Regions from separate parts of the Homo sapiens genome. Here all the other regions are linked to region 1. Evidence: chromatin contacts called from ENCODE Hi-C or POLR2A ChIA-PET data. All regions are on one chromosome and are shown on one strand. Each heading gives the region's core, a stretch centred on a gene start or an enhancer-like site at or near the end of the contact. The rest is flanking DNA. Distances are from core to core; before and after follow the strand shown.

Region 1 (2,700 bases), core at 148-2,647:
GGGGTTTTACCATGTTGGCCAGGCTGGTCTCGAACTCCTGACAGCAAATGATCCGCCCATCTCGGCCTCCCAAAATGCTGGGATTACAGGCGTGAGCCACCGCGTCCTGCCCACGTATCTACCTTTTTATCACATGAATGTTGTACCAAGTTCGCGTATTACATATTTGAAAATAAATTGCGAAAATAACAAAAACAAAATCCATCTACTGGCTAGCTCTTTAAAATCCTGCGGGGGAGCCCAGTGGCCCAACGGCGAAGTTTAGCCCATCTTGCCCTTTCTGGTCAGTGTACCTGTTCCATTTATCTCTGACTGCGCCACTCAGTCAGGTGAGGGACCACTGGAGTTTTCTACCGGAAATGCACTTCAGCAAATGCCACTTGCTCTCTCCAACTTCAGTTTCAACCAGCGCCTACCTCAGGAAGCCTTCCTTCATCCTCCGGCCCCCGCCGCCGCTAAGGTTATCCTTTTACATTCAACCTCATAATGCTGCTTTTTGTGGCAGTCATCACAGTGTCGAAATTTGTTTACATGTCCATCTTTGCTACTTGATGGAGGGCAAAGATACACCTCATACCTAGCATAGACCCCAGGAGGTCCGAAATTGTTCTGCGAAAGAAAAAAAAATCAATGTGCTGGCCTCAAAGGGGCTCACAGGAAGGGAAAAGCCTCGAAGACTAAGGCTCTCTTCGATTCCTTCGTGACTAACTCGAGGCAAACATGCCAGGAACGCGGCTCTCCCCACCCGCTCCTGCATCTGCGCCCGGGGATCGCCGGATTCCAGAGGGGTCCCCTCCACCTAGCGCGCGACGACTCCCTCTGGGGTCCCGGAAGCCCGGCCACCGACCCCACAGGCGGGCGTGGCCTCAGAGCCCTCTTCTGAGCACGGCGTGGGTATCCGCAGGCGGCCATGGACGGTGATCACAGTGACCAGAGGGACAGCGCACCCTCCGGTCGAAGCGGGGTAGGCGTTGGCAGGGGAGGGGCGACGAAGACTGGCGAGGTTCAGGCGCCAGCCAAAGAACCACTCTGCTAACTTCCTGGCACTTACGTTTCCTACCCGGGGCCCAGAGTCGGGCGGCGGTCTTCCAGCACCACGAACTCCAGTACTGGTCTGCGTTGTAGGGAGCTGGAAGCCCGACCCAGCACTCCTCAGCCCCCTGTGCCCCTCCCTCTGCTCTTTCCGCCCCTCCCTCCGCCCCCCTCCGCCCCCCCCTCCGCCTCTCCCTCAGCCCCGCAGCGCCACCGACCGCGTTCCCCGCCCACTTCTTACCCGCGCGCGTCGCCGCCGCCGCCTGAGGGGGCGTGGCCTCGGCTCGGCGCACAGTCAGCCACGGTCCCATCCTGCTCCGCGCCGGTCAACGAGAGCAAACCCAGTGACTCACCTCCGCCGTGCTAACTCCTCGCTAGCTCTCCCTCTCACACACGCTCACACCCGGCTCGAGATGGCGGCGGCGGCGGCGGCGGCGGGGGACTCGGACTCCTGGGGTGAGGAGAAGTTGCTGGGGCAGGGCCCGGGCCGGCGCCGGCCCCACGCAGTGGCAGGCACTAACACGGCTCGCTTTCTTCCGTAGACGCCGACGCTTTCTCCGTGGAAGACCCAGTGCGGAAGGTGGGGGGCGGCGGCACTGCCGGCGGGGACCGCTGGGAAGGCGAGGACGAGGACGAGGACGTCAAGGTGGGTGCGGGCTAGGGCGCCGGGCAGCGCGGAAGCGGGCTGGCGCTGTTGCCGGCCGACTCTGGGCCCCGGGTCGCTGCCGGGGCCTGCGGGCCGTGGGTCCAGGCGCGAGCATAGGGCCTGGCGGTGCTCTCTTCCCCTCCGCTTGCCGGCCATGTGTGGGCCGAAGACTGGCAGCGTGGCCTCCCGGACTCCCTCGCCGGTTGAGAGTCTGCTCTCCGGCGTGGATCCCACCCGCCGGCTGGCGACGAAAGGTGACAGCATCGGCCGGGTCGGCCCACGTGCAAGCTTCGCGGTCCGGAGCCTCTCGCAGGAATGAGACCGGGAAGTTGGGAATTGAGCCTTGTAGCTTATCCATATGGAAAGCCTTGAGACTCGCCTGTCTTTTCGAGCTCAAGTCAGCCCAGGGCCAGTAACTCATTTATGACCCTGAGGTCTACTTATACAGTTTGTTCGAGGGATTAGATGAGTGAAATATTGTAGTTGAATTTCAACCTTTTTTTCCCACACGAGACAGCTAGAAACAGTAAAGGGAAATAACTTTTGGCTCTCCCTTCCCCCACCCTGTGGTAAAAAGAATGAACTGACCACTGAGATAGCCCGCAGTTAGTGGACAGAAACCCAGGTAGTTCACACCGTGACCTGAGAAATGGAGAGACGACAGTTACTCAACTACACACATACGACACCTAAGGAAATATTGAAGATTTGGTGGTGGTTGTAGATGACGGGCCCGTGGTTTTTTGTTGTTGTTGTTGTTTTGTCTGTGCCTTGTAGATAATCATTTTTACCTCAGTCGTTTGATTTTGAAAACTCCGAAGGGTTCATTATACAGCTGTAAGTGACATTTACTTCTACATGGTTTTTTTTTTTTTTTACAGTAGTTACAGAAGTCTCAAATCCAAAATGTTAAGACTCTTATTAACAAAGTTCTCAAAATCTTGTTATATTTGTGCAGATAAAGTTTTGTGTGAAATGGAAAATGATTTTTTTTTGTGGTTTTGCCTAATTTAGTGAATTTC
Region 2 (2,700 bases), core at 38-2,537, 650 kb after region 1:
GAGAGGGAGGCCAGGAGGAGAGGAGGAATGGGCTCAGCTGCTTAGCCCCATGTGGGCAACAGGTCCTGAGCACTGACTATCCTCATACCTGAGAGGACGAGGGAAGGAGGGAGGAGTGGGCCTGGACCCCACGAAGCCCCCTTGGCAAGAGCTGTAAGCTGCCTGTCTTCGCCTCCTGAGAACAACAGCCTATAGGGCAAAGGCCAGCTCGTGCTGTGTCCGCAAGGAGAAACCCGTCTTCACCTCCTTTCTGGGGCTTCAGCACCTGCAAGGATGCTTAGGCTGGAGAAACAGGAGGAGGAAGAGGAGGAGGAAGCAAAGAGGCAACAGGAGGGAAGAGCTTTGTGCTGGCTATGCCCAGGGGGAAGGGTCAGAGATCAAAGGGCACTGAGCCGCTGCTTCCAGAGGGGCAGAAAGGCCATCAACCAGTGGGGGTTGGGAGGTGCGCCTCAATTCCCGTTAGCAAAAGGCTCATGGATCAGGCTAGAGGGGGCTACGAAGTGGAGAGCCAGCCCGGGAGGGGGAGGGTCACCAGTTCTGGGGCCATTACAAAGGATAGGGCAGAGGGGCAGAGTTTGGGGCTTCCGTCTCAGATTAGTCGGTTGAGAATCTGAACAAAGGTGGGTGAAGGCTCGGAACCCCGGGGTCAGGGGCTCGCGTCTGCCAGAAGCTGAGACACCGAGGGGCCCGGGCCAGGCCACCTTTGTCCCTCTCGCAGCCTCCAGACCCCTGACCGCCTTCCCTCCTGGCCATCCCGGCCCGGCGCGGCACTCACCCTATCGCTGCTGGCGGGGGGTCCGGAGATCCGCTCATCAGCAGGCGGCGCCGGGGGCCCCGGGGTCTCGACCCGAATAAGGCGGTGTGGGGGAGAGCCGTGGCGCGGGGGCGGCGTGGGTCCGGGGGCGACAGGGGTGGCGAGGGCGGCGGAGCCGGACGACCCCCCGGAGTAGGGGTCTTCGAAGTCGCGCTCCCGCTGCAGCCTGTAGGCGGCCAGGATGTCCGGGGGCGGCGCGGGGGGCGCGGCCGGAGAGGGCGCAGGGGGGCGGTAGTCGGGCTCGGGGGGCGCCGGCTTGCTGCCCCCTCCGCCGCCGCCCCCCCCGCGGAAGCCCAGGTGCTCCCGGAGCCACTTGGCTACTCCGCCGCTGCCGCCCCCTCCTGGGCCGGCTCCCGCACCCCCGGCGCCCCGGCGGGACCCCCCCGGGCCGCCCCCAGCGCTCCCCTGCGTTCGCGGCCCCGGGCGGGAGCCAGCCGGAGGAGCTCCGCTCAGTAACATGGGGCCAGCCAGACTGAGCGAGGGGAGCGCAGCGGCGGGTGGGGGGCGGGGGCGGGGGTGGGGAGGGGGGCGGGGCTCCGCCGGGCGGGGAGGGGGCGGGGCGCTTCAGTAACAAGGGAGAGGCGGGGCTCCGCTCCCTAACAGGGTCTTCCTCCTCCCGTAGCTCGGAAGAGTGTACGCGGGCTTCCAGCCGGTATGCACAGGCAAGAAGTGAAGTGGGCAGCCCTGGGGCAGAGGATGCGACTACTGGACTGAGGTTGAATCCTTTACGTGTCGCCACGCGGTCCCCTGTGGGGAGCGCATCCATCCCCATCTGTTCTTTTCCCCAGCTCCCAGCTCGTGCGAGACGCAAAGAGGGGAGCCCCCAGACTCCTGACTCTAGGGAGCCTTACGCCTCTCCTCTTCCCTCTCCCAGGATCTCGCAACTGGGAAACTATAATCTAGGAGGAAAATCTAGGCGGGCAAGAAAAGGGGCTAGGTTCTGTAAGATGTGTCTGTAAGCCTCCTCCTCCCGTGCTACCTTGGGAGCCCCACAACCTCCTCCCATCCAACCGTACGCACTGCACATACCCGAACCTACGTTACTTCCCGATCCAGGCAAACACATCTCACATCACATACAAACAACTCCCTAGAGACGCCCACTTCTCCCGTGTCGTTTTCACACACGCCCTTCTCACACGCAAACAGCCCTCGCTCAAACATCCCCCACCCACGGGAGCACCTGCTCCAAACGGGCCCACATGGCCCTGACGATAGCATGCGCACGCACGCAGAAATCCCTTCCAGCCACATCCCGGGCTTCATTGTCAATCAGATTAGTAACAGAATGGAAACAGACAAGTCAATAAATCAAGTCTAGAAACAGTCCCAGTGTTGTCTATCACAAACTCCTTATCCTCTTGAGGCTCAGATGCTCAAGTGCTAGGCATTTTTGTCTTAGAAATAAAGCCAGTTCCGGCTGGGCGCGGTGGCTCACGCCTGTAATCCCAGCACTTTGGGAGGCCGAAACGGGAGGATCACGAGGTCAGGAGATCGAGACCATCCTGGCTAACACGGTGAAACCCCGTCTCTACCAAAAATACAAAAAAATTAGTCGGGTGTGGTGGCGGGCACCTGTAGTCCCAGCTACTCGGGAGGCTGAGGCAGGAGAATCGCTTGAACCCAGGAGGCAGAGGTTGCATTGAGCTGAGATTGCGCGACTGCACTCCAGCCAGGGCGACAGAGTGAGACTCCGTCTCAAAAAAAAAAAAAAAAGAAAAAGAAAAAAGAAAAGGAAAGAAATAAAGCCAGTTCCTCACCATAAATGTAGGCCTGAAGCCAACACCAACACATTTGCTCTTGGCTCTGCTGGGAAAGCAGCTGTCTCACCTCACTTTACCCCACCCCCTTTCCCCCACTGCCTCAGTGTCTCCGCACTCCTAGGT
Region 3 (2,700 bases), core at 186-2,685, 840 kb after region 1:
AGAATGCAATTCCTGCACTCAAGCTTTAAGCAACTGTTTTGCAGATGGGTCAGTCCTCCTCTCAGAAAACCATAGACAGCTGCTCTAAAACTTCCCGCCAGTCTCAGCTGGGGACGGAACCTCCTTTTCCCTTAAGTATCAAAGGTTACCAATATTAGGCTTTTTATTTATTTTTTTTTACAAATGAAAAGTTGGGAACATTTGTAAAGGACCTTATCTTTCAGAATAACCAGCTTCAAATCAAATTTTTTTCATCTTTGACATACACTTCGCATTCTTTGGCACTTCAATTCTGAGAGTGAGCAACTGCCATCTGCTCCATTTTACAGATGGTCCACAGTACCCTAGCCAAGGTCAGGATTAGCTCAGGCGTAAATTCAAACAAATAAGAAGGAGATCTAAAAACTTCAAAAGCCTTTTAAAAATGCATGGCCTATAAAATCTAGAGCAGGGAGGGTCCCTCAACCCCTGAGCAAACCTCAACCCCCCAAATCTCTATCCTGCTCTGTTAAAAGCCTTAGGAAGTGGGCAGGAGGAGAACTCGGGTGGAGGCAGAAGAAAGACGGAGAATGACAGCTGTTCAGGAACCAGTTGCTGGGAGGAAGCCAGAATGTCGGAGCGATTCCAGTACTAGAAGCATGGGAGGGTCTGCTGCCAGGGCAGCCGAGGGCGGGGAGCGCAGAAACTCTGCTTACAGGCTGCACTCGCCCCGACTCCTCTCCAGACGTGGGATCCCATGTTATACTTGGAGTGAATCTGGTCGCTCGCTCCCCGTCCCCGATTCCCACTTTGCTTGCCTCTTCTCCCCATCCATCTACCCCACACGCATTTTCCAGAAATCTCCCCAACTCGACGCCCACTCAGGCTACTGAACCCCAATAACGCCACCCTTTTACTAAGAGGAGCCTCCGTCGTCCCAACCCCTTGCTCCGAGCGGGAAGCTTGGTGCAGCGCACCAAGGTCCGGTAGAGGGGGGCGGCGCCCCCTGCGCCGTGGGCCAGCAGGCCGCGGACGCGCAGACAGCAAGTGGACCCCAAGGGCTGGAGCCGCAACGCAAGTTCCCCCTGACTGGGGGACGCCGCCCAGCTCCTGGAGCCTGCGAAGGCTCTTGAAGCTGAGCTTCCCAGGGATACCAGAAGGGACACTCTCGTGCAATTCCGGCTAGGGAAAGCGAGGGAAGGTGGCGGCTCCGGGCAGGGAGCGAGCGAGTGCTCCACGCCGCCCGCAGGATCGAGTGAGTCACGCGGCCGCCAGACGAGGCCGGTGGCGCACGCACCCGAGATCCGATGTAGTGCACCGCCTCGGCGCCGCGGCTCCCGCCGCGCAGACACCGCACCCGCAGCATCGCCCTGGCCCGGCTGGTCCACGCGCGGAATGTTCCTGGCCTCTGGGCCGCGTCGGTCCAAGCCTTCCCGAGAGCGCGCCCGGAGCGGGGTGGGCGGGCGCGCGGGGCCCGAGGCCTTTTGTAGCCGCGCTCCGCCCCGGCCGCCCCCCGCGGCCCCATTGGCTGCCGGGAACAGGTGGTGGGGCCGGCGTAGCGCCCCGAATTAGGAACTGTCGGGAAGCGCCGCGGCCGCTGGCTCGAGCCTCCGATGCTTGCCCTTTTTTAGCCAGCGGGGCCACTGACGGCTTCTGTTGCACGTCCGGACCCGGACCCAGACCCGAGCGTCGCAAGAAGGCCCGTTGGAGTCTCGCGCAACTGGGCAGGACGCGACTTCTGACGAAGTGACAATGGTCTATGCATATATTAAGTGAATATTTGAGAATTTAAATATGCAAAGCGTGAGTACAGTGTTACCCTTAAATTCACATATGCGCACTGAACCAGTCACCTCATTTTTCGGTAAACGAAACCACCTAAAGATTAGGTGGTTTCTTGGTGCAACATCGGGTTTGAGACTGCAGAAAACTAAGTCTGGAAATTGGGCCATTTGTTCCCCGGGGAGGCAGTGCTTTCCTTCCAGTACCCCGTCGGTTGTTATTTGGAACACCTGGCATTTCACATGGTCTTTGGCCATATGCCCCTGGCTTGAGAAACTCCGTCATGAAAATCGACAAGTGTGGGTCAGAAATAAGGGAGGACGACAGTTTCGTTCCTTCCATTTCATGTTTTAAAATTTTTGTTTCAACTTGATCAGGATTCTTTTTTAGAAAAGTATTTTCCCTCACAGTGCAGTCTTAATTGCTGTGGATTTGTACAGAGCTAGAGAACTCAGGTTAACATTTATGCTCCTAGCAGGAGGGGGGGCAAGAGATTTGAGTATTTCATTTTTGTACTTATAGAATTATAACTATTCATTTTTGATGAGCTGTCTTTTCAATTTTGGTATCTCAAGCTTGTTTTCCAGAGTTCATGGATGGAAAGCACCAGACGAGCAGATGGCATGGTGGAAAGAGCCTCCGAGAGGGAATTAGGATAACTGAGTTCCAGTCCTGAATCACTTATAGACTACTATATGTCTTCCTGAATTGCAGTCTTCTTATCTGCAAAGTGAGAACAATAGAATTTACTGTCCCTAGCACATGGGGGGTTGCTGAGAGGCCAAAATGAGAGATTGTACATGCAGAACTTGATGCGTGGCATTAGAGCTGTATGAGGCCGGGTGCAGTGGCTCACGCCTGTAATCCCAGCAATTGGGAAGGCCGAGGCAGGCGGATTGCCTGAGGTCAGGAGTTTGAGACTATCCTGGTCAACATGAT

Evidence for each region. A loop is a pair of places that touch in the nucleus more often than their neighbours do. ChIA-PET counts read pairs that join two places held with the same protein, here RNA polymerase II (POLR2A). Pooled maps may share reads with other maps.
Region 2: a pooled map shows a loop between it and region 1 (5-fold over the local background). The contact joins the promoter of SHF here to the promoter of EIF3J in region 1. A Hi-C loop is called at or near these places in 3 of 168 maps with a recorded cell type or tissue (CD4-positive, alpha-beta memory T cell and naive thymus-derived CD4-positive, alpha-beta T cell), 1 of 37 single-sample maps with no recorded cell type and 14 of 50 pooled maps. POLR2A ChIA-PET finds 5 or more read pairs at or near these places in 1 of 52 experiments (activated T-cell).
Region 3: a loop to region 1 is called in a map of sigmoid colon, with 4 times the contacts of the local background. The contact joins the promoter of GATM here to the promoter of EIF3J in region 1. A Hi-C loop is called at or near these places in 1 of 168 maps with a recorded cell type or tissue (sigmoid colon) and 1 of 50 pooled maps. POLR2A ChIA-PET finds 5 or more read pairs at or near these places in 1 of 52 experiments (Panc1).

What each region holds. Positions count from the first base shown.
Region 1 is chr15:44,535,750-44,538,449 of GRCh38, forward strand. EIF3J (eukaryotic translation initiation factor 3 subunit J) reads left to right here and starts at 1,398. Exons shown (of 8, transcript NM_003758.4): 1 at 1,398-1,488; 2 at 1,575-1,678. The coding sequence starts at 1,446. It overlaps EIF3J-DT (EIF3J divergent transcript), which reads right to left and starts at 1,174. Exons shown (of 2, transcript NR_034170.1): 1 at 294-1,174. RefSeq lists enhancers at 66-853, 541-990 and silencers at 1,161-1,330, 1,521-1,830, 1,851-1,900.
Region 2 is chr15:45,186,679-45,189,378 of GRCh38, forward strand. It overlaps SHF (Src homology 2 domain containing F), which reads right to left and starts at 1,288. Exons shown (of 7, transcript NM_001394037.1): 1 at 776-1,288. The coding sequence starts at 1,273. LOC124903481 (a long non-coding RNA gene) reads left to right here. Exons shown (of 2, transcript XR_007064608.1): 2 at 1,437-2,140. RefSeq lists an enhancer at 1-268 and a silencer at 1,183-1,232.
Region 3 is chr15:45,377,109-45,379,808 of GRCh38, forward strand. GATM (glycine amidinotransferase) reads right to left here and starts at 1,436. Exons shown (of 9, transcript NM_001482.3): 1 at 1,277-1,436. The coding sequence starts at 1,345. RefSeq lists a silencer at 1,235-1,564 and an enhancer at 1,705-1,784.